5 separate regions of the Mus musculus genome follow, and all the other regions are linked to region 1. A link is a loop called in an ENCODE intact Hi-C map of the cell type or tissue named here. Cell type or tissue: gastrocnemius. All regions are shown on one strand. Region 1 has its middle 21 kb from the start of Gm38759. Region 2 has its middle 44 kb from the start of Gm38759. Region 3 has its middle 24 kb from the start of Ankfn1. Region 4 has its middle 65 kb from the start of Gm38759. Region 5 holds the start of Nog (noggin).

Evidence for each region. A loop is a pair of places that touch in the nucleus more often than their neighbours do. Peaks named below come from ENCODE experiments on the same cell type or tissue, not always from the same donor. Only the 100,000 strongest peaks of a DNase experiment are listed, where the experiment ranks them.
Region 2: it touches region 1 in a loop (5-fold over the local background); 14 of 42 quality-filtered maps call a loop at or near these places.
Region 3: a loop joins it to region 1, with 6 times the contacts of the local background. A loop is called at or near these places in 13 of 42 quality-filtered maps.
Region 4: it touches region 1 in a loop (5-fold over the local background); 2 of 42 quality-filtered maps call a loop at or near these places.
Region 5: a loop joins it to region 1, with 7 times the contacts of the local background. A loop is called at or near these places in 36 of 42 quality-filtered maps.

What each region holds. Positions count from the first base shown.
Region 1 is chr11:89,098,252-89,102,251 of GRCm38, reverse strand. No RefSeq gene overlaps it. Among named protein-coding and RNA genes, the nearest start is that of Gm38759, 21 kb to the left of the region's middle. In gastrocnemius, a CTCF peak has its summit at 1,568 (motif pointing left); DNase peaks (open chromatin) are centred at 1,093 and 1,572; H3K4me3 peaks cover 1,107 bases; H3K27ac peaks cover 2,591 bases.
Region 2 is chr11:89,163,221-89,167,220 of GRCm38, reverse strand. No RefSeq gene overlaps it. Among named protein-coding and RNA genes, the nearest start is that of Gm38759, 44 kb to the right of the region's middle. In gastrocnemius, a CTCF peak has its summit at 1,771 (motif pointing left); DNase peaks (open chromatin) are centred at 1,747 and 3,631.
Region 3 is chr11:89,718,976-89,722,975 of GRCm38, reverse strand. It overlaps a transcript of Ankfn1 not described here. Among named protein-coding and RNA genes, the nearest start is that of Ankfn1, 24 kb to the right of the region's middle. In gastrocnemius, a CTCF peak has its summit at 1,921 (motif pointing right); a DNase peak (open chromatin) is centred at 1,923.
Region 4 is chr11:89,184,222-89,188,221 of GRCm38, reverse strand. No RefSeq gene overlaps it. Among named protein-coding and RNA genes, the nearest start is that of Gm38759, 65 kb to the right of the region's middle. In gastrocnemius, no CTCF peak of the experiment used is centred here; DNase peaks (open chromatin) are centred at 758, 1,201 and 2,189; H3K4me3 peaks cover 1,414 bases; H3K27ac peaks cover 1,672 bases.
Region 5 is chr11:89,301,299-89,305,298 of GRCm38, reverse strand. Nog (noggin) reads left to right here and starts at 2,740. Exons shown (of 1, transcript NM_008711.2): 1 at 2,740-4,000. The coding sequence starts at 3,279. The coding sequence ends at 3,977. In gastrocnemius, a CTCF peak has its summit at 1,657 (motif pointing right); DNase peaks (open chromatin) are centred at 2,776, 3,214, 3,557, 3,858 and 2 more places; H3K4me3 peaks cover 2,353 bases; H3K27ac peaks cover 1,642 bases.

The DNA.
Region 1 (4,000 bases):
CCCTGCCTGGTGCTTGCCAGATTCTAGAACTGGAGGTCTACTAGTTACCCCAACACACACCCAGGCTCCACCCGCCAGTCTATAAAGTGATCATGATGGGAAGATGGAATCCTTGGCCGGATCTCCTGGTATCCGTGTGAAATAAGAGAAAGCAGAGAGAGTCCAGTTGATGTGGAATTCACTCGGTATGCATTGGCCAATAGTTGCAGTAGAGGAATTAAGGCTATTGTTCTTTAATCTTTTCATCTATATTTCTATTATCATTATTGTTGTGGTTGTTGTTATTCCCTACTGCCGATGAAAATGTATCAGGCATCGTACCTGAGATACAAAGAAGAATGTGGCAGGGCTGGAGAGATGGCTCAGTGGTTAAAGGGCACTGACTGCTCTTCCAGAGGTCCTGAGTTCAATTCCCAAGCAACCACATGGTGGCTCACAGCCATTTGTAATGGGGCCCAATGCATTCTTCTGGTGTGTGTCTGAAGACAGCTACAGTGTAGTCATATAAATAAAAATAAGTAAATCTTTAAAAAAAAGAGAATGGGGCAGCCTAGCCAGTCTTCGGGTGCTCACTGTATGTGATTCAAGTTCAGAGAAAGTTCATCATTAACCCAATGGCAGGCAGGTGGAATTCTTAAAGAACTAGAAAAGATGTGATGGAGGATGACAAAGAAGCCGAGGCAAGGAGACGGCTTATCCCTGTCCCACCTGGCCAGCCAGCGGTTGGACTCGAGGATAAAAATCAACACAGCCCAGATTCTGCGTATGTTCCAAGCTCCGGCCCTGAAGTCTTATTTCCAGAGGCCATTCTTGACAAAGGGATAACTAATTGCCAAAACGAAACCAGATCAAAGTGGATAGTTTTCTTTTTATGCCCAGTGATTTGTCTAGTTAGCCAGACTGGGGATAAAACCGAATGTGTCACTGTACGGAGATACCAGAAAGTGAAAGGCGAGGGAAGCTCGCTCGAGGCAGGACTTCTTATCCGCCCCGCCGCCCCTTCCAAGAGTCTCCTCGGGTGGAATCCTGTAGTCTGTCTCCTGGGAGCGGTTCGCTCTCCAGAAAATATGACACTATTTCCTGCCCTTGTTTGTTAACACACCCCGTCACCATCCGCCTCGGTTTCATGTAACTGCCAAGCGGTATTAACACCCTCCTCCTCGCTGAGGCAGAAAATAGAAAAGGAAGAATTCAACAGACACCCCCTTCCCCCGTGTCATCCTCAGAGGCACCAAGATAACCAGGCCAGAAACCACAATTGGAGCTATGCTCCCTCCGCCCAGGCACGCTAAAGACAGCCAGTTTAACCACCTTCTGCATTTTCCTTCAAAGAGAAAGTGTGTTATTTAGGCTATTTAGACTCTCTTCCTTGCAACAGAGAAATTTTTTCTGTTGTTGTTGTTGTTGCTGCTGCTGCTGCTGCTGCTGCTGCAGTGGTGGTGATTTTTTGTTTTGTTTGTTTGTTTTGTTTTGTCCAAATACAAAGCAAGAGGGGGAACTGTCAGCAGGAGTCTGCAACAATCAGGTGAGCCGCCCGCTGGCGCCTGCAGCGGAGACACACTGACCCCTAGTGGCCAGCCGAGCCCTTACAGTCCTGGGCCCACCCTTGCTCAGTAAACTAGCCCTTGTCACAGGCAATCCCCGAGTGCGCCTTGAGTGGGTGTGGCCCGTGCTGTGTCTCCACCACCTGACCCAGCATACTTATGCACACGTGCACTCACACACTCCTTTTCCCTTTTTCCTTCTGAACAATAGAAGCAATTTTCCCTCCTTTAGACCATTCCAGAGAACAATTTCCTAGGTACCTTAGGAGTGGCTCCTAGGCTCAGCAGGTTTCTAAATTCTGGGGGAGTTCATAAGAAAGGTAAGTGTGAGTCGGGCGTGGTGGCGCATGCCTTTAATCCCAGCACTTGGGAGGCAGAGGCAGGTGGATTTCTGAGTTCGAGGCCAGCCTGGTCTACAAAGTGAGTGCCAGGACAGCCAGGGCTATACAGAGCAACCCTGTCTCAAAAAGACCAAGAAAAGAAAAGAAAAGAAAAGAAAAGAAAAGAAAAGAAAAGAAAAGAAAAGAAAAGAAAAGAAAAGAAAAGAAAAGAAAAGAAAAGAAAAGAAAAGAAAAGAAAAGAAAAGAAAAGAAAAGAAAAGAAAAGAAAAGAAAAGAAAAGAAAAGATAAATGTGTGTCGTCCCCCCCCACCCTCACCCCACCCCACCCCCATATAACCCGGGGCTGGGGAGATGGTTCAGTGAATAAGAGCACTTCCTGCTCAGGTATGAGGATCTGAGTTCCAATCTCTTAGCACCCATGTGAAAACCAGAAAGAGTGCTGAAGTGATTAAAGCACTGGCCGTCCAAACATTGAGTTTTGATAAGGTAGAACCCACGGAAACGCCAGGTGGGTACCCCACCCCACCCCCTGTTACCGGTGACCTCCAGAGGGAGCTGGCTAGCCTGTGGGTGAGCTCTGAGTTCAAGTGAGAAATCCTGCCTCCATTAATATAGTGGAGAGTCTCTAAGGACGTTTCTCAGGCTTCCACACATGCAAACACCCATGTACACACACATGTATACATGAAAAAGATAATTTAAAAAAAAAAAGGATCCAGGTGCGCCTGTAAACCCAGCATTAGTGGGAGGGTGGTGGGGAACCACAGGTATACATACACACACATATACACACACTTTTTAAATTATCCATGTGCCATCTATACGGAGTTAGAACTATACCACCATTTCACAGATGAGCAAACTGAGACCTAGAAAGGCTTAATAATTAAGGGAGGATGTGTCCAGCAGTAAACCCAGGTAGCCTATCTCTCAGCCACTGCACTTGCCTCTATGGTTTGTGGGTAGATACCAACAAAGAAGAGATCGTGGCAGGGTGTGGCAGGGCTCTAGATTCCCAAGCTCTTCTCCGTGTGTCCCCTTTAAGCCCAAGGAGTAAGGACCAGAACAATGCAGGATGAAGCCATAGAAAGAAGTGATGTGCAGTAGGCAGCATAGTGGGTCCTTGGCTTCACAGAACATCACTCATTTTCAGAGCCTCAGGCCTGGCAATGCAGGGCGTTCAATCAAACCTGAGCTAGACAAAGTTTGAAGAGAAGGTTCTAGCAAAATGGAGGAGCAAGGGGGGCGGCTCAGAGCTCCGGGAACCATAATGCTGAGGGGGAAACAGACCTCATACTCTGGGGAGTTGCGGGGGGGGGGGGAGGGTCGAGCACACCCTCACTCTCTTTCATCTTGGAGCTAGTACGAAGGAGGTGAGGGAAACCTCAGCTCAGCCCACACACTGCCCTGAGGCACATCTGAAACCAGGATCCATTCTCCTTCATTTTTCATTTCATAGAAGTCTTACTACACAGAAGTAAATAGAACCACTCGGGTTTTTTTTTTTTTTTTTAATGTTTTCACCATGTACTGTATGTCTCTGTGGAGTAGGGGAAGGTATACGTGTGCTGTAACCCACATCTGGAGGTCAAAAGACAACTTGCAGGTGTCTGTCCTTTCCTTCCACCATGTGGGTGCCAGGGATTGAACTCGGGCCGTAAGCCTTGCCGCAAAGCCCCTCGGCCCACTGAGACAACTCAGAATCCCACCAGCCTTGGGTTTTTTTTTTTTCCTTGAAAAAAATGCAAGTCTCTAACAAATGGCCTCAGTCAGTGCCTCAAGGTTCCTGGGTAATGAGCAGAGAGCCTGCACACCCTGAGCCAAGCAAGCTGTCTACCCTTTCTGTGACTGTCAGTCAGGCCCCTCACAGGGTGGGAACGCAGCTACCTGCTCCCCCACACACACACACCCTCTAGCTGTTCTGTAAGGCCTGTTCCTGTCTGCAGACCTTTACCCGAGCCGTTCCCTCAGCCGAGAGTGCCCTTCCTGTACATGGATCTTCACGAGGTTGGCTCCTTCCTGTCATTCCGGTGTCAGCTCAAGTGTCACCTCCTCCGAAAAGCCTTCCCTGTGCAGCCAACCTAAAATAGCCTTCCAGTTACCCACGGTTGCATC
Region 2 (4,000 bases), 65 kb before region 1:
ATGGGGGGAAAATGTCAGCTCTTCACTCAGCTTCCCAAAAGCCTTATCCTCAAGCCAGAGGAGGCCACAGAAGGCCTGGCATTTTGAACATAAGAGCCCAGACCTATACTTAACAGGGGATGAATCCCAGGAATGCCCCAACTAGGAGTTGGTGCTTGTTTTTGTCTAAAGGCCTAGAGAACCCAACCATCCACTTGACAGAGACTTGGGGTCTGCCGCTGGACTCCATGGAGATGCTTTCTGTCTGATCACTGGTTGTTGAGGGAGAGTATTTTCATGATGGTTCTAGCAAGAGCATCAGACCTGTAAGGAGTCCCCAGATGGCAGCCCAATGATCTGAACTGAGATATCAGGGCCGAGCATAAAGGGCAAGGGCCATGGGGCAGAAACGAATTCGGCCTTATCAGTTTGGATCAAGCCTCATGGGAAGGTAAGAAGTGAGGAGCCCCCAGAGGTGGGAAGTGTGCAGGATGCTGAGCAAGCAGACACATCCCAGAAGCCTAAGGTCTCTTCAAGGAAGACCCTAGGGAATGCTCAAAGCCATTTGGCTCAAGTATGACTTTTATCAAGCTTTCTCCACTTGGGGCTCCTGTGGGCTCCAGGCAGGCACCCTCAGTGGGCACAGCAGAACGGGATGTCTTGAGCCAATGTACCAATGTGCCAATGTGCCAGTGTTCTAATGTACCAATGTGCCAGGCCTACTCCAGAGGCTACACACTGAACCATGCTGCCCTGTGTCACCTCCTTGCCTACAAAATCAACTACTCCTTCCACCCTGGCTTTTGGAGGATCCAAGACAGCTTGTTCACTATTGCTTGCTCATCTTGTAATAGCCAGTGGGACTTCTCAGGACCACTATCCTGATCTCCCAAGAGATCCGCTGAACAGCCACTTTGATAGTGAGTAATCAGTTCATACTCTGGTATCTACAGGCTATCGAGAGGTCGCAACAAGTACGGGTGCTTGCAGCCAAGACTGATGACCGAATGGACCCTCAGAAATCATGTGTGAGAGAACCGGCTCCCTCTGGCCTCCACATACTGTAAGGCAGCACATAAATTTCTACATGTATGTGCACATACATACCCAGAAACACAGGTTAAAAAGGGCGAGATAACTACCTCTCTCCTGTGTGCCCCTTTGCCCCTAGACAGCCTTCAGCTGATTTTCACTGTCAGAATTACCACTGCCGCCATAGGCCAGCATGTGTCATCATGAAGAGACTGAGGAAATCAAAAGGGAAATGAAAGGCTGGAGATTCATCTCAGTTGGCAGAGGGCTTTCGGGGAAAGGCATAAAGCCCTGGGTTTGGTTCCCAGCACCACGTGAGTTGGGGGTGGTGGCGGCAGAATGGGATGTAGTCTGAGCAGCTGGGAGGTAGGAGCTGGGGGATTAGGAGATCAAGGTCATCCTTGGCTACATAGCAACTTTAGGGCTAGCCCGGGATACATCAGAATGTGAAGGAAAGAAAGGACAAAAGGGAGGCTTACAGATCGGGCCTTGCTCCCTTTGAGTGCCAAGCCATTCTGAGAACTTAGTTCCAGTTACTTAAACTCCTGGCCTCTGTGGAATAGAGATGACAGCTTCTTTGGGAGGTTCAGGACTCAAATGGGGGTGAGTTACAGGACACACAGTTTAAGCAGACGACAACTGTCAGGCGCTGGTAAATTGCAAACCGCAGTAAGGTTTTGCATGAGCCATCCCAAAGCTACCCTTTAAAACAGCCAAGCTTTGGCAAGACTAAATGTCGGGCCAACAGCGCCACCTGGTGGTCAGCATGAGCTCTGGCATATTTCGCTCAAGACCACACTTTTCTCAGCCTGGACATAATGCTCATGTCACAAGAAGACTGTTTCCCCAGAGTCAGTTAAAAGATGCTCCAAAGCTAAGCAGGGAACATTAGCTGACCTATGTATTCATCTCTGAAGAAATAACAGCTGGTATTGTCTCGGAAGATGGAGAGTAGTTCCATCTATCTTAGAAAAGACAATACTCTTCCCCTAGCTTGCTTTTTAATCTGTATAACAAAAATGATACTTTATTTGTAGATATAAAGAATAAGAAAAATATAGGCCCGATGAAAGACATTTGGTAGATGCTCAAGACCATTTTTTAAAATTATATTTGATCCCAACAGGCACCTGGTCTCAATACACCTGAAGCACGCCCCATGTGCCCTGGGAAGACATCCAATCACCCATCCTGTGAACCACATGATATTCCTGCTTCTCACCTTCAGGAGACATGATTCCAAAGCCAGTTCAGTCTAGAAAGTACCTATCAGAGCTACGGTTCCTTAAGAACGGCAAAGGAGAGAGATCATTCACCCTTGCACACAGTCTACAGCGACACTCAGTATTTGAGATACAAAGATTTAATGTGGTCCCCAGCGCCAAGGAGGTTTCGTCTCAACCAGAGAATGATAAAAATAAATACATACTTCATGGATCAAGTGTCCTGTTGAGTTTAATACTCTTTAGGACAGTAACACAGAGGGGGACATAGACAATGAGATCTGGGGGAGTTGGAATGATTTGACCATTTCAATAAGTGTGTGAAACCCTACTGCATCCCAGGCACAGCACAAGGACCTGCAAAACCAAGAATGAAGGGTTCTCACTCTCAACTGGCCTCAGAGAGGCTGTGGTCAGCCTGGGCAAAGAATAGTACGGAAGGGGCACAGCCTGTGCTCAGGACTGCAGAAGACATTAGGGACAGACTGAACGGAAAGAGGCTGAGAAGAAACAAGGCAGGGTTCATCCAAGTTCCTCCACACCGGCCCATGGCCTCTTCTAAACTGCCTCCCTGGCTTGCAGATTCCAGACATGCACTTCCTTTCATTCAACGCCATATTGGAAACTTGCTTGTCCTCCTCTGCCCCCTTCCCCCAAGGGTCCCAGAGATAAAGCTCTCCTATAGAGTCTACTACAGAACCTGTAGGTCTCGACCCCTTTGGGGGTCTGATATCAGATATCCTGCTTATCAGATCTTTACATTACAATTCATCACAGTAGCAAAACGATAGTGGTGCAGTAGCAATGAAATAATGTTGTTTGGGGTAGGGTGGGGGTCACCACACTAAAGGGTTGCAGCATTAGGAAGGTTGTGAGCCACTGGTCTGCAGCCCTTCACTCAGAACGTGCCCAGCAAGCCCCTCCCCCATTCACTCACTACAGCCCTGATGACACCCTCTGCTCCAGCCCTCTAGGTAGGGACTCTTCCCTCCCTCCACAGAGCCTTCTCATTGACGGCCTCTATCTTAAGCTCTTGCCTCGCCACCCCCCCACCCCCACCCCGCCACGTGGAGGAGCTCAGGAAGAGGGGAGCAAGCCAGAGACTCCCCGGATCTCCTCTCATACACTTCAAGAAATGAGAGAGGCAACTACCTGTGCCTCCACCCCCATCCCCGGAAGCTCCATTTCCTGCACACCTACTGTGCACATCCACTCCAGCAGAACAAGGCAATAAAAAAAATAAATTAATTTTTAAAACTTGGGACTGGAATTCATATCCAAGTTTACAACTTCCTAGTCGGATGTGTTTGTACCGCTTACTTAAAACACTTAGGTCCTCTTCCTCATAGATGGGGACTATAGTAAGGATTAAAGAAAATGTGATAGCACAGTCAAAGACTTGGCACACTGCCAGGCACACATGAGAACTCGTTAACCGTTGATATCATGCAACAAGCACTGTTTCTTAAGCATCTACTAGGTGCCGAGTCTGGAACTACAACTGTGAGCTCCCAAAGTCTTGATCCTTGTCTTACAGGGCTTACAGCCAGCAGAGGAAGGGTCACGTAGTCCCTGATGGTGAGCAGTTTGGGGGAGATATGGGTAGTGTTAATAGGGAGCCTAGAATGGCTAAGAGGAAGCAATGGAATTAGATTGGAGTAATGACATTTAAGCTGAGACCAAAAGGATGTGCAGGATGGAGGTGATGATCTGTGGGGACAAAGCCAAAGCCTGCAGGTGGCCAAGAACACTGAGCCACCAGGAAC
Region 3 (4,000 bases), 620 kb before region 1:
CAAAAAACTCTTTACTTTCTTTCTGGAATTTCTATCAGTCAAAAGAACATGCACTCAATTGTCCCCTTTAATTATACTAATGGATTAAAATACCTCCTGGAATGTTCTAGAATATCAGCCCCCACTTAGTACTAAATGGTTAGTCCTCACCAGACCACTCTTGACAGACCAAAACTCTGCTTGGTTGCCCCAGCCTTTGCCTCCTACTGTTTGCTTCTGGTCTCCGTGAGGCCTCCCCACATGCCTAAAGCTCTGTGATGGTTTCTTCCTAGATCTCACATTCTAGTTGGCATGAGAGATGCAAAGAAGTCCCTTGTCAGGTAGCCTCACTTTTCCATATAGCCGTCCATACCCACCCTCTCCCGGTCCTTCAGTCCTCAGTGTCTGAAGGATCCAGTGCTGTCACCAGGTTTGCCATACAGCCTTTGGGGATCATCCCACACTGACACGTCACACTGAGACCCTATCCAACGACACACTGCCTGCGTTTACTTCAGACAGGCAGTTTGGTTAGGTTTCATCTCCTTGACCTCCTTTGGATCTCTTTGACTACACAAAGCAAGCTCCTGTCCATGGCTTATCATTGTATCGCCAGCAATGTGCCTTGCTGAACCAAGAGCTACCAGCAACCAACTGACTGGAATTATTTCCAGTCCAACAGGGCAAAGAGCAAAGAGATTGGGAAAGAACAGGGCAGCAAGGGGACTGAGGAGACAAGAGGTGACACTAGAAGTCTCATGGAAGCAAATGTGGTATAGGGACACCTAGAAGTTATCCAGGTACTTCTCATGTGCCAAATACCAGCTAAGCCATGTGCTCGTTTTATTTTAAGGTAGCCTGATGAAGTAAGTGACCCTGCAATAGTCTCCATTTGACAAAGGTTTGCATAGGAAGATACATAGAGGTCATTTGCCTGTCACTATATATATATATATATATATATATATATATATATATATATATATATATATATATGTATGTATATATATATATATCCATAGTATATACACCAGCGCTATGAATGGGAGCAGAACAGACAATATGCCAATGCATTGGCTAAGGCACACAATGAAATGGCATCCAGGCAGCTTGAGATGTGACTGTGGTAGTGCTGGACAAGGCTGGGAAGGTGGTCTGGGGACAGATGAGGGTCATGTTTTTCCTTCCCAAGAATAAAGAGTACAAAGACACAGAGAAGAAATACTGAGTCATATTTGCACTTAGGAGTATTACTGATGTGCTGTCTCTGGCCTGGCCCTGGGGCTGATCTCGAATAGGGAGTGAGGTTGCCAGCCAGTGCCCCTGGACAGCTCTGTGGGCCCAGGAACTCACTGCAAAGGCACACTCTGGAGAATAAAACTGCTGGTGATGCCCAGAGTGGACCAAATAAAAGTCAAATACCACATTCAGTCCTCCAGTGGTGTTTTTGCTATTAAATTAAGTCTGGAAAAAATATAATTGTCTTTGGATTTGATTTGAGAGATTTGGGGGTGTTGAATACTCAGAGAAGGGAGCAAGGCTATTTCTTGAAAGATTCTTTGACTCGCTCCCTCTGACAGATGACAGCAGATCACAGTGGAGGCATGCAGTCTTTAAAGAGATCCACCCCTCACCCTGGCACAACCATCCCAGAAAAATAGAGGGGGAGGGGAAGCTCTGTCCTAGGTTCCAGTATTTTATTGCTACATTCCTTGGATGGCCCCGTCTGTTTACCTTCAGCTGAGTTTAGACTTGGTGTTCTCTGTGGCCGCTGGCATCAGCCACAGAATTCTTTCATGTCTATTACTTTATTAAGGAATGTAAAAGCCACATACAGACCGACCTGGGGGCACAACACTAAGAGACACAAATAAGCCTGAATTTGCTCACAAAGAGCCTAAGGGAGGTTTCACACCGCCTTCTCCCAGATGGACTGCAAGTCCCCCGGTGACCACAAGGGGGCACTCTTAACACTTGCTCCTCAGCCCAATTAATAGTACCATTTTGAAGAATGTATAGAGCAGAAACAGCACTGAGCTTTAAGACTGGTCCTGATGCAAGCTGGGTGGGTAAAAGAGTTCACTCTCCTTATGAAGGATCCATACTTCTTTTTTAAAGTTTCACTGATTAGAAACGGAGTCTCAAAATTAGGTTAAGTGCACAAATAAGTCCTTTGTACAGTGTCTTGACTCATCGGTCATAAATGTCCCAAAGAGAGCTATTATTTGTGCATCTACTCTGAGTTCTTTCTGCTTCTTAAATAAGCACTGGGGCTAGGTTGGGCCTAACTTACAGCACAAGGGTGTAGGTGTAGAATGAGTCTCTACAGTGGATGTTATCTCATGAGATGAGCAATGACTGGTGTTTTTTCGACCATTTGTTTTCACCATATGGTGTAGACGTGGGAAAGGGGCAGGATGGTGAACCATTGACATCTAGTACATAGAGGAAGGGCAGGATTTGAACCTATATTCGTGCAGCCTTCCCATCAAACAAGAGAACACAATTCAGGACCTAGTTTTCACAATGGAAAGATGTTCTCATTATGGAGAGAATCACACATCAGCCAAACTGAGGAAGCCCCGTCCTTTCTTCAGAACCTACATGCTGACAGATTGGGGAGTCATGTAATGCTTGATTAGTCCTTGGGCCATGTGGTCCTTCAAGAAGCGCTTCAGACTCAGTATCTTTAGTCCATTTTTATATCACTGGCAAAACCATGTAAAACTAGATATTCATTCCAAAGCTGGCTAGGCATAGCTAATATTTGCACATAGGCCATATGCCCCACAGTGGCAGCAAAGGTTCGGAGAAGTGTTGCAGTAAAGAGCCTTATGCCACTTAACTTAATCTGGGTATTCTGATATTCTCATATAACCACAAAAACCTATGGGGCTAGCATCCATGATGCCCCCTGGAAGCTGTTCAGGAGAAAACATGGAAAGTCTTGAAGCTGCAGAGAAGGGATAGCCTCGACGGATCGAGGGAACAGGGCAGACTATTTAAAGCACAACTATTGGTCCCATGGTCACAGGTATTGGGATAAAAACTGAAGTTGCCTTAGTGGTCTGTCTCAACTATTTTTAGAGCTGTGTATGTGTGCCTGTGTTTGTATAGACTACGTATAAATATATATAGCTTAGCTGTGAGGTTAGATGCTGGGTGGGGTGGGGCGCGGGAGAAGGAGGGATCTTCCTTTCTATACAGATGTGATCGGTATCCTGTGGGACAAGGGGAAGGTCTGTGAGTTTAGGGGATTTTTGCTACCTTCCATTGCTGCCAGACTCTCCATGATGCCAGAACCACGTGTATGCTTGGTGGAAACACCTGGGCTCCTTATTTCTATGACACCCCACCCTTTGGAGATGTTTCCCCATCACCTACCTCCCTGAATTAGGTTCCCTCAACCCATCCCCTCTTCTCAACCTGCTTCATCACCCAAAACACTCCCCTCACCATCATTACTATCCATATGCTGGATTCACTTAGACCTTTCTGTGCGATGAATTAAATAACTCAGGGGAAAATTAGTGATGTCTTTTCAACATTCTAATTTAGTTCTACATTCTCAGAGCATGTTTGAAACTCTCTAAAGACACCCTATTTTTGAGAAAACTACAATTACGTGTATTTTTTAATTGTTGAAAAAAAACTGTGTGGGAGCTGTTTTGAAATCCTTGAAATGAAACGCAAGATTATTTTCTGAGCTAGAACTTGAATCTGCGGCTTTCTTTTTAATTGTCACATCTAGGGTGATTTTTAAGTAAATAAGAGCACAAGGTTCATATTATTTTAAATGTATATTGTATTTGTCTTCTCAGCGCTGTGGTTTTTCGGCCTGTGAATGGCATCACAGTATGTAGACAGCCCGTTAAGCAGCCTGTTTGGGTAAGGAAACCCTTAGACCAGTACAATGGTGCATTGCTCCGTGTGTCCCTTCTAATATGGTTAGAATTCTACAACCTAAATGATCATTTGTTGAACAAATTCATGCTTTTATTAGTCAAAATACAGAGAAAAC
Region 4 (4,000 bases), 86 kb before region 1:
TAAGCGCATGTGACCCGCCCATGTTAGGGGATTTGCCTCAAGCCACATAGTAGTAAAGGCTAATGAACTTATAGCCAGGGCTCCTGATTGCAAGGGTGTAGCAGGTTCTGTTGTTGAGTCTTACGGGAGGATAGTGATTGGAACAGTTTAGACTCGGTCCTCATTAAGTGGTGAGCAGCATATAATTCAGTTTACGTCTTCATGAAAGCCTGGGGGAACAGGCGCTGTCCACAGGTGAAGAAGGCTGTGATGAGGCTCAGAGGTGAGGAACCTCACTGGGGCTCACACGGCTTCTGTTGATGGAATCAGGACCTGCAAATCTGAGCTGCTGCACCATTTGACCAGTGAGCAAGTACCAGCCAAGGAGAACCCACAGTGTCCCAAGGAGGTCGCTTTATCCCTTTGAGCCAAGATTTCTGACCAGGTTAATGTGTGGAGCGTGAGGAGTGTGGCTGTGCCAGGAGTAACAAGGTGAGGAAAGGAAAGAGAGGCAAGCCTCATCAGCTACCCTCCGTCGCTACCTTCCCACGCAGGGAGCCCATGACTATCTGTCTCAACTAAGACACCAGCACACTGGATTTCCTCATTTTCTCCTTTACCTTCAAACTCCCCACCTCTTCATCAGTAGTTAAACCAGCCTCGCAGACAAGTACGAACCGTGCCAGCCCACCCTCCCCTCGGGCGGCAAAGGAAATGAACTTGGCATTTCTAGAGTCCTCACCTGGCATGAATCACGAGGCAGCCCCAAGGGACCAGGGGCAAGGCTGCCTGTCAGGCTGACGGGCCATCTCAGCTTCCCTCCCCGCATGGAAAAAGGAAGGTGCTTACAGAAGAAAAAGTTGGACTGCTGGCTATGGCCCAAAAATGACAGAGGCCCCTCGCTGCCGCTGGCTGCCCCTGGCCCAGGGAACAATAGGGAGGCGCTGTCAGGAAGTGACGCTGAAAATGTCATCCCCCTTGTACCTCCTTCAGCCCCTGGCTAAAGGAGGTTCCTGGAGGGAATATTTTTAGTTTGACAAATGAAAGCCTGGGACCGAGGACAGGAGGGATTAAGGGAGCTCTTCTCTGACACTCCTGGAGACGGAGAGATGATGAGTCAGACACAGAGGGCTTAGGCGCGACTTCGCAAGACATTCCTCAGGCGTGAGCACAGGCAGGCAGCCTCTGGAATGCCTCCCGCTGGCCGCCAGCCGGCCCTGGGCGGCGGGTGAGGAGGGGCTGGCCTGGAGAGCAGCTTCTCCGCCCTCCCCTTGGCACACTGTTGGACAGCAGCTTTGGGAGATCAAAGAGGCCGCCCCAGTGGCTTTCCGGAACTGGGATTCAAAACCCGGGGTGCACTGGGTTCGAAGCCAGCCTTTGCTGCTTCCTGGCTGGTATGGTTGGTGGTTCCTCATGTCTTCTTCTATCTCCAGTCGTCTCATCTACCAGCAGGGAATGTATTTCTGCCCCAAGAAGATGTGGAGAGGAGGTTGCAGCTTTGAAAAGGCATAGAGGGCCTGGAGAGATGATTCAGTGTATAAGAAATCTTGCTCCACAAACATGACGACCTGAGTTTGAAATCCCAGCACGCAGTTAAAACGCCGGGCATAGTTCTATGTGCCTGGAACCGGTGCACTAGAGGATGCAGAGGCAGATAGATTTCCCACACTGAGAGTGTCCAGCTGAGAGAGAGTGAGCTTCAGGTTCAGTGAGAGAGTCTATCTCAAGGCAGTAAAAGGAACATACCCAAAATCCTGCTCTGGCCTCTGCATGTGCACACATAGGCACAGACACCTGCATGCTCCTATGTGCACACACACACATACATACACACACACACACACACACACACACACACACACACACACACGTACAGGACACACACTGATATAAAGTCACCCCAGACACGGAACCCAAATCTCTCACCACAAAGAGAAGCACTTGCCATTTAGTGAGTGCTCTCTTATAAGTCACTCTGTGATCAGAGTCCTATCGCTCAACAGCTCTGGGAAGTGTACGTCATGTTCCCTTCCTTCTCACAGACACAGACCCTAGGAAGGTTCTCTGGCTTGCCTCAGGTTGTAGGGCTAACCTCTGAGATGCTGGCATAGACGGGCTCTGCCTGACTCTGAAACCCGCATCTCATGTCTCCGTGCTAGAGAATCACTGGGCACAGAGCCAGAGTGCAGACTCAAGTAGCAGGTGGGAGCAAAGGAATTGCCTGGGCTGGAGCCTGGGCCCTTGGCAGCTGGCCACTATCATTGTCACAGACCCAGGGCAATCAGTGGGCAGCCAGGAAGGTGCGGGGGGGGGGGGGTTCTTTTAAAGTCAGAACCTGCTCACTTGGGGAGAAGAGAGACTGAGGCAGCCAGCAGGCCCTAGCTGGCTTCTCACTTTTCAAACAGCTGGCTTGGGTGGGTGCTCCCAGGGACCAAGTCACTGAATAAATTCTACAACCCCCCCCCCAAAAAAAAGCAAGTCCATGCTGAGCCACCCATCCCATAGTCCACACATGGCCTACCAACTACGGCTTGGCTTTCCCAGGAGTATGGTGTGACTTTCCCAGGAATACTCAGAGGCAACGCAAGTGTACTACTTCTCAGAAATGTCAGGAGAAAGATTTTTGTCCTGAAATTAATATCATTTCCCTCGTTAGCACCCTCCATTTAAGTAGGTCAATCCGTCTCTTTAACTCATTTTTGTCCCCTCATGGGACGTTGATAGACCTATTTTGTTTTAAACTAAAAATAAAAGGTAGTCCGTGAATTCAATTATTTTCTTTGTTTGGAGGACATAAAGAATGAAGGGGAGGGAAGGAAAGGGAGGGAAAAGTGAAGAAAGTTACATGTTGTGGTAAATATTATTTGGGGGTTCCTATCCCACCTTAGGTTGCTTGGTTTCCAAATTGAAGACACAAACCTTTATGTTTATAATAACCTTAACACACCAGAGCTGCTATTCTGTCTACTTTCCTGTCATCAACCCCAGTATATCACTTGTCATATTCCATCTGGGCCATTCCTACTGCAACAGGCTGGCCTTCGTGGCTATGCGCTCACATTCTATCTATCTCATGGCAATTCTGTCTTCTCCTCCCTCTTCTCCCTACTCATGGTTCCTGCCTCAGTCCCCAAGCCCAGGAACCTAAGCCCTGCCTACCCCTTTTCTGCCCAACTACAGGCTGTAGGCGTCTTTATTGACCAATCATGGGTAACTTGTGGGGCAAGGTTTATACAACAAAAGCTTGTATATGCGAGAATCTGCTCATCTTGAAGCCACCGAATCTTGGGGTACAGAACTGAGCCTTTGTATACAAGCAGCTTCAGACCAACCCACTAGAGTTAAAGAGGAAAGGAAGTTAGTTAAGATGGGAAGAGGAAGGGGAGAGGGGGAGAGAAGAGGTTTCTCAGAGTCCTCAGATTGTCACATCACACTCCACTTGTTAGCAGGAAGGACTAACTCTCCTATAGCCACTAAAGGCCATGAGACTTCTAATAGGTCCACTCTTTATTCTCCCAAGGAATCTCACCCCCCCCATACACATCCTGGAAAGGTGGGTACAGGTGGTGTCCCTGTCTCATTCTCTTATTTTGTGTCACTCTGGAAGACCTAGATGGAATCTCCTCCGCGATTCAAGATTCTAATGACCCCCCTAAGCTCCTGTGTTTGAGGACTTCTCTCCAGGTGACTATGCTGTCCGGGAAGGTTGTAGAACTTCGGGGCATGGGACTTGGCTAGCAGATGTTGACCACGAGGAGTGGGAACCTTAAGGATACAGCCTGGCTCTGCTTTCGGCTGGCTCTGCCTTTCTGATCCACCAAGATGAACCTCTCTAGCCACCATGACTTCTCCAGCAGAATAGACTGTACCCTAAAAAACTGTGAGCCAAAATCAGCCTCCCTACCTTCAAGGGATCCCTCTGACCACTATGTTGTTGCTGTGATGAGGAAAGTGACTCACACAGGGAGCAAGTGGCCTGCTTTGACCTGATGGCCGTGGAGTGCATCTACCACTAAAATGA
Region 5 (4,000 bases), 200 kb before region 1:
ATAAAATAGTAATAAATTTAAAATAGTAATAAATTTGACAATTAAAAGAAAAACCCACAGGTGATTTGAAGGAAAAACGAAAGAAAAAACATCGCACAGTAAGTGAGCAATAGCTAGAACTTAACCCTGTCTCGGGAGAGCTGGGCTGGAGTTTATCTCCTCAAGTCTTTACCAGGAAAAAAATTTTTTTCTCTTAGTTGATTCTCAGCAGTGACAAAATTGCTCTGGAACATTTAATCTTCATGAGACAGCAAACGAATGCCAAACCACCATAAAACATATCAAAAAGCAAAGTCTGGGAGACCGTCTCAGATTATGTGCAAACCAGACTACTTTTTTAATTTTTAAAATTAGATTTATTGATTTTATTTTATGTGTGAGGCTTTTGCCTGCATACAAGTCTGTGTAACACTTGCATGCTTGGTGCCCACAGAGGTCAGAAAAGGCCATCAGATGTCCTAGAACTGGAGTTAAGGATGGCTGTGAGCCACCATGCTGGGAAAAGAACCCTGGTCCTCTGCGAAACAGTCGGTGCCCTTTACCACTGAGTCACCTCTCTAACCCTAAGACCTAGACCAATTTTTAAAAAACAATGATTGTTCCTAAATTGTTCCTATTTGTTCTTGAGGGTGTCCTAGAACTCACTGTGCAACTCAGGCTGGCCTTGAACTCATAATCCCCTCTCCCCAGCCTCCCATATGCAGGGACCACACTGATCCCAGTAGGTCACTTTTTTCTCCAGTGGTGACCAAAGCAAGACCTTGTTATAGACAGAACCCAGAGAGTCTAATTCTACTTGTCTAGTCATTACAGCTGTGGGAAGTGTTCACACCTGAAACTGGGCATCTCTCTCTATGGCTGAGGTCTTGCAGAAAAGTCATACAATGCAGTGCTTTCCCCCCTTAGGGGACTAGAAGGAAAACTAGACCTTCTAGTTTTGTTTGACCTTCTAGTTTTGTTTGACCAAACACACTAGACCTTCTAGTGTGTTTGAGGCTGTGACACTGGGAATGCCTAACTCCCACTCCTGGTGAATTCCAGGACATTCACTCCAGATATCTCTCCTCCACCCCTATCCAGATGGGATCACGTCACCATCATAAAGGACTCTGAGCTCGGTCTTGACCCAGCTCTTCCTCCAAAGGAAAACAGTTCCCATTTCTCATCAAAGGGTTTATTCCTTCTTTTCAATAAGCAGTGTCCCTTTGCTGGGCTGAATTTGGATTAGTGACCTAACTCAGTTGTTAGAACTATAAGATGGTTGGGGGGGGGGGGGAACTTAGGTCACTAATCCAAAAACTAAAGTTTAGAGTGCCACCCAAGCGACTTACCCAAGGTCTACATAGATGTGCCAGAGTGGACAGCATCCAGAACTAGGGTACCTTATTTCTAGTATACATTTCCTTTTCTAGTCACCACTCTCTGCCCACTGAGGCTGTTTGCCCCAGCCAGATGATGCAAACCTGTGTACTTGTGAAATCGAAGTACCTTGGAGGAAAATCTCAGGATCTTTGTTTACACTAAGTCTGGAGATCTATGAGAAAGCATTCAAAAGCATAAAGTGCCTGTCAGTGTGTAAATATGGCACAGATGCGCACACACACACACACACACACACACCAGCCAGAACTAAATGCAGGGATCACAAAGGGCCAGCAGAGGGCGCGCCGCCCCCAGGGAGGTGAGAGCTAGTTGTACCAAGCAGCGAAGATTAGGAGAGCCACAGGCTAGGAGGATGTACCTCTATCTCCCCGCCACTCACCCGGTAGGACTAGGCGAAGGAGGAGGGTGAGAAGACCCCCGACTCCCCGCTTCGTGGATCTGAGGGGCAGAGAAGGGGTGCTACCTAGAAATTACATCACGCTGCGCAACGCTGCGGCTCTTGGTGTGTGTGTGTGTGTGTGTGTGTGTGTGTGTGTGTGTGTGTGTGTGTGTGTGTGTGTGTGTTGGGGGGAGGGGACTTACCCCAAGCCCGAGAGAGAGAGAGAGAGAGAGAGAGAGAGAGAGAGAGAGAGAGAGAGAGAGAGAGAGAGAGAGAGTGTAAAAAAGACACGCACCCGGGAAAATGCTCCATGCACATGGAGAAATTTCTTGCTAGGAACTGCACTGGAAACCGGGCCCCCGGCATCTCCCTGCTGCTCCCCTCCCGGTACAAATCACTCAGCTAGTGAGAGTCCCCCAGCCCCACCTCGACAACCCCACACCCCTCAACTCCAGCCCTGCACCCTCCAGCCTGGCTCCAGCGCCGCCACGAGCTTTCCCCGGGACTGGCCCTGGCGGGGCGCCTAGAGCCCCATTGCATTGCTCCAGGAGAAAGGAGGGGGGCGGTGCATTTTGTAGGAGGAGGAGAACCGGGGCGGGGGTTGGGGGGGGGAGAGAAAATTGCGCGGAGACCTGCCAAGCGCCACCGCCGCCGCCGCCACCGCCGCTGCCGCGCCGCCGCCGCCTGTGAGCTCCGGCGGGCAGCCTGACTGTCGGCTTCCCGGGGCATCTGGGTCCGGCGGGGCACAGTCCTGGGCGCTGCCGGAGCCGCCGCCGCCGCCGCCGCCGCGGCGACCAGTGCAGTCGCTTTCCCCCCGAGCCCGTGCGTCTCCGGCTCCTCGCGGGTGGAGGAGTTGGGGGTGGGGTTGTTGTTTGGGGGGAAGAAGGGGGAGGGGGCAACGCGGAGAGAGAGTCAGTGGTTTCCATGGTGATGGAGCTGAAAGTGCAGGAAATTTAAAGGCTTGGACCCTGCGAGACAGACAAACCGGTGCCAACGTGCGCGGACGCCGCCGCCGCCACCGCCGCCACCGCCGCTGGAGTCCGCCGGGCAGAGCCGGCTGCGCTGCCCGGAGCAGGCAGAGAGAAGTGGCCCAGGACCCGCTCTACCGGAGGCTCCGCACAGAGAAACAAGACGCCGAGCGACCGGAGGAGGAGGAGGGAAAAGGCTCGTCCACGCGCCCTGCGCCGCCGGCAGCCCGGGAGAACAGCGAGGAGCCGGCGCCCCCAGCGCCCCACGGTCGCGCTGGAGTAATCTCGGATGCCCGACCGCGGCCGCCTTCCCAAGTAGAGCGGCGGGGGGGAATTGCGACCAACTCGTGCGCGTCTTCTGCGCCGCGGCGGGAGCCGGCGCTGCGCGAACGGCTCTCCTCGCGGCTCATGCTGCCTGCCCTGCGCCTGCTCAGCCTCGGGTGAGCCACCTCCGGAGGGACCGGGGAGCACGGCAGCGCCGCGGACTCGGCGTGCTCTCCTCCGGGGACGCGGGACGAAGAGGCAGCCCCGGGGCGCGCGCGGGAGGCATGGAGCGCTGCCCCAGCCTGGGGGTCACCCTCTACGCCCTGGTGGTGGTCCTGGGGCTGCGGGCAGCACCAGCCGGCGGCCAGCACTATCTACACATCCGCCCAGCACCCAGCGACAACCTGCCCCTGGTGGACCTCATCGAACATCCAGACCCTATCTTTGACCCTAAGGAGAAGGATCTGAACGAGACGCTGCTGCGCTCGCTGCTCGGGGGCCACTACGACCCGGGCTTTATGGCTACTTCGCCCCCTGAGGACCGACCCGGAGGGGGCGGGGGACCGGCTGGAGGTGCCGAGGACCTGGCGGAGCTGGACCAGCTGCTGCGGCAGCGGCCGTCGGGGGCCATGCCGAGCGAGATCAAAGGGCTGGAGTTCTCCGAGGGCTTGGCCCAAGGCAAGAAACAGCGCCTGAGCAAGAAGCTGAGGAGGAAGTTACAGATGTGGCTGTGGTCACAGACCTTCTGCCCGGTGCTGTACGCGTGGAATGACCTAGGCAGCCGCTTTTGGCCACGCTACGTGAAGGTGGGCAGCTGCTTCAGCAAGCGCTCCTGCTCTGTGCCCGAGGGCATGGTGTGTAAGCCATCCAAGTCTGTGCACCTCACGGTGCTGCGGTGGCGCTGTCAGCGGCGCGGGGGTCAGCGCTGCGGCTGGATTCCCATCCAGTACCCCATCATTTCCGAGTGTAAGTGTTCCTGCTAGAACTCGGGGGGGCCCCCTGCCCG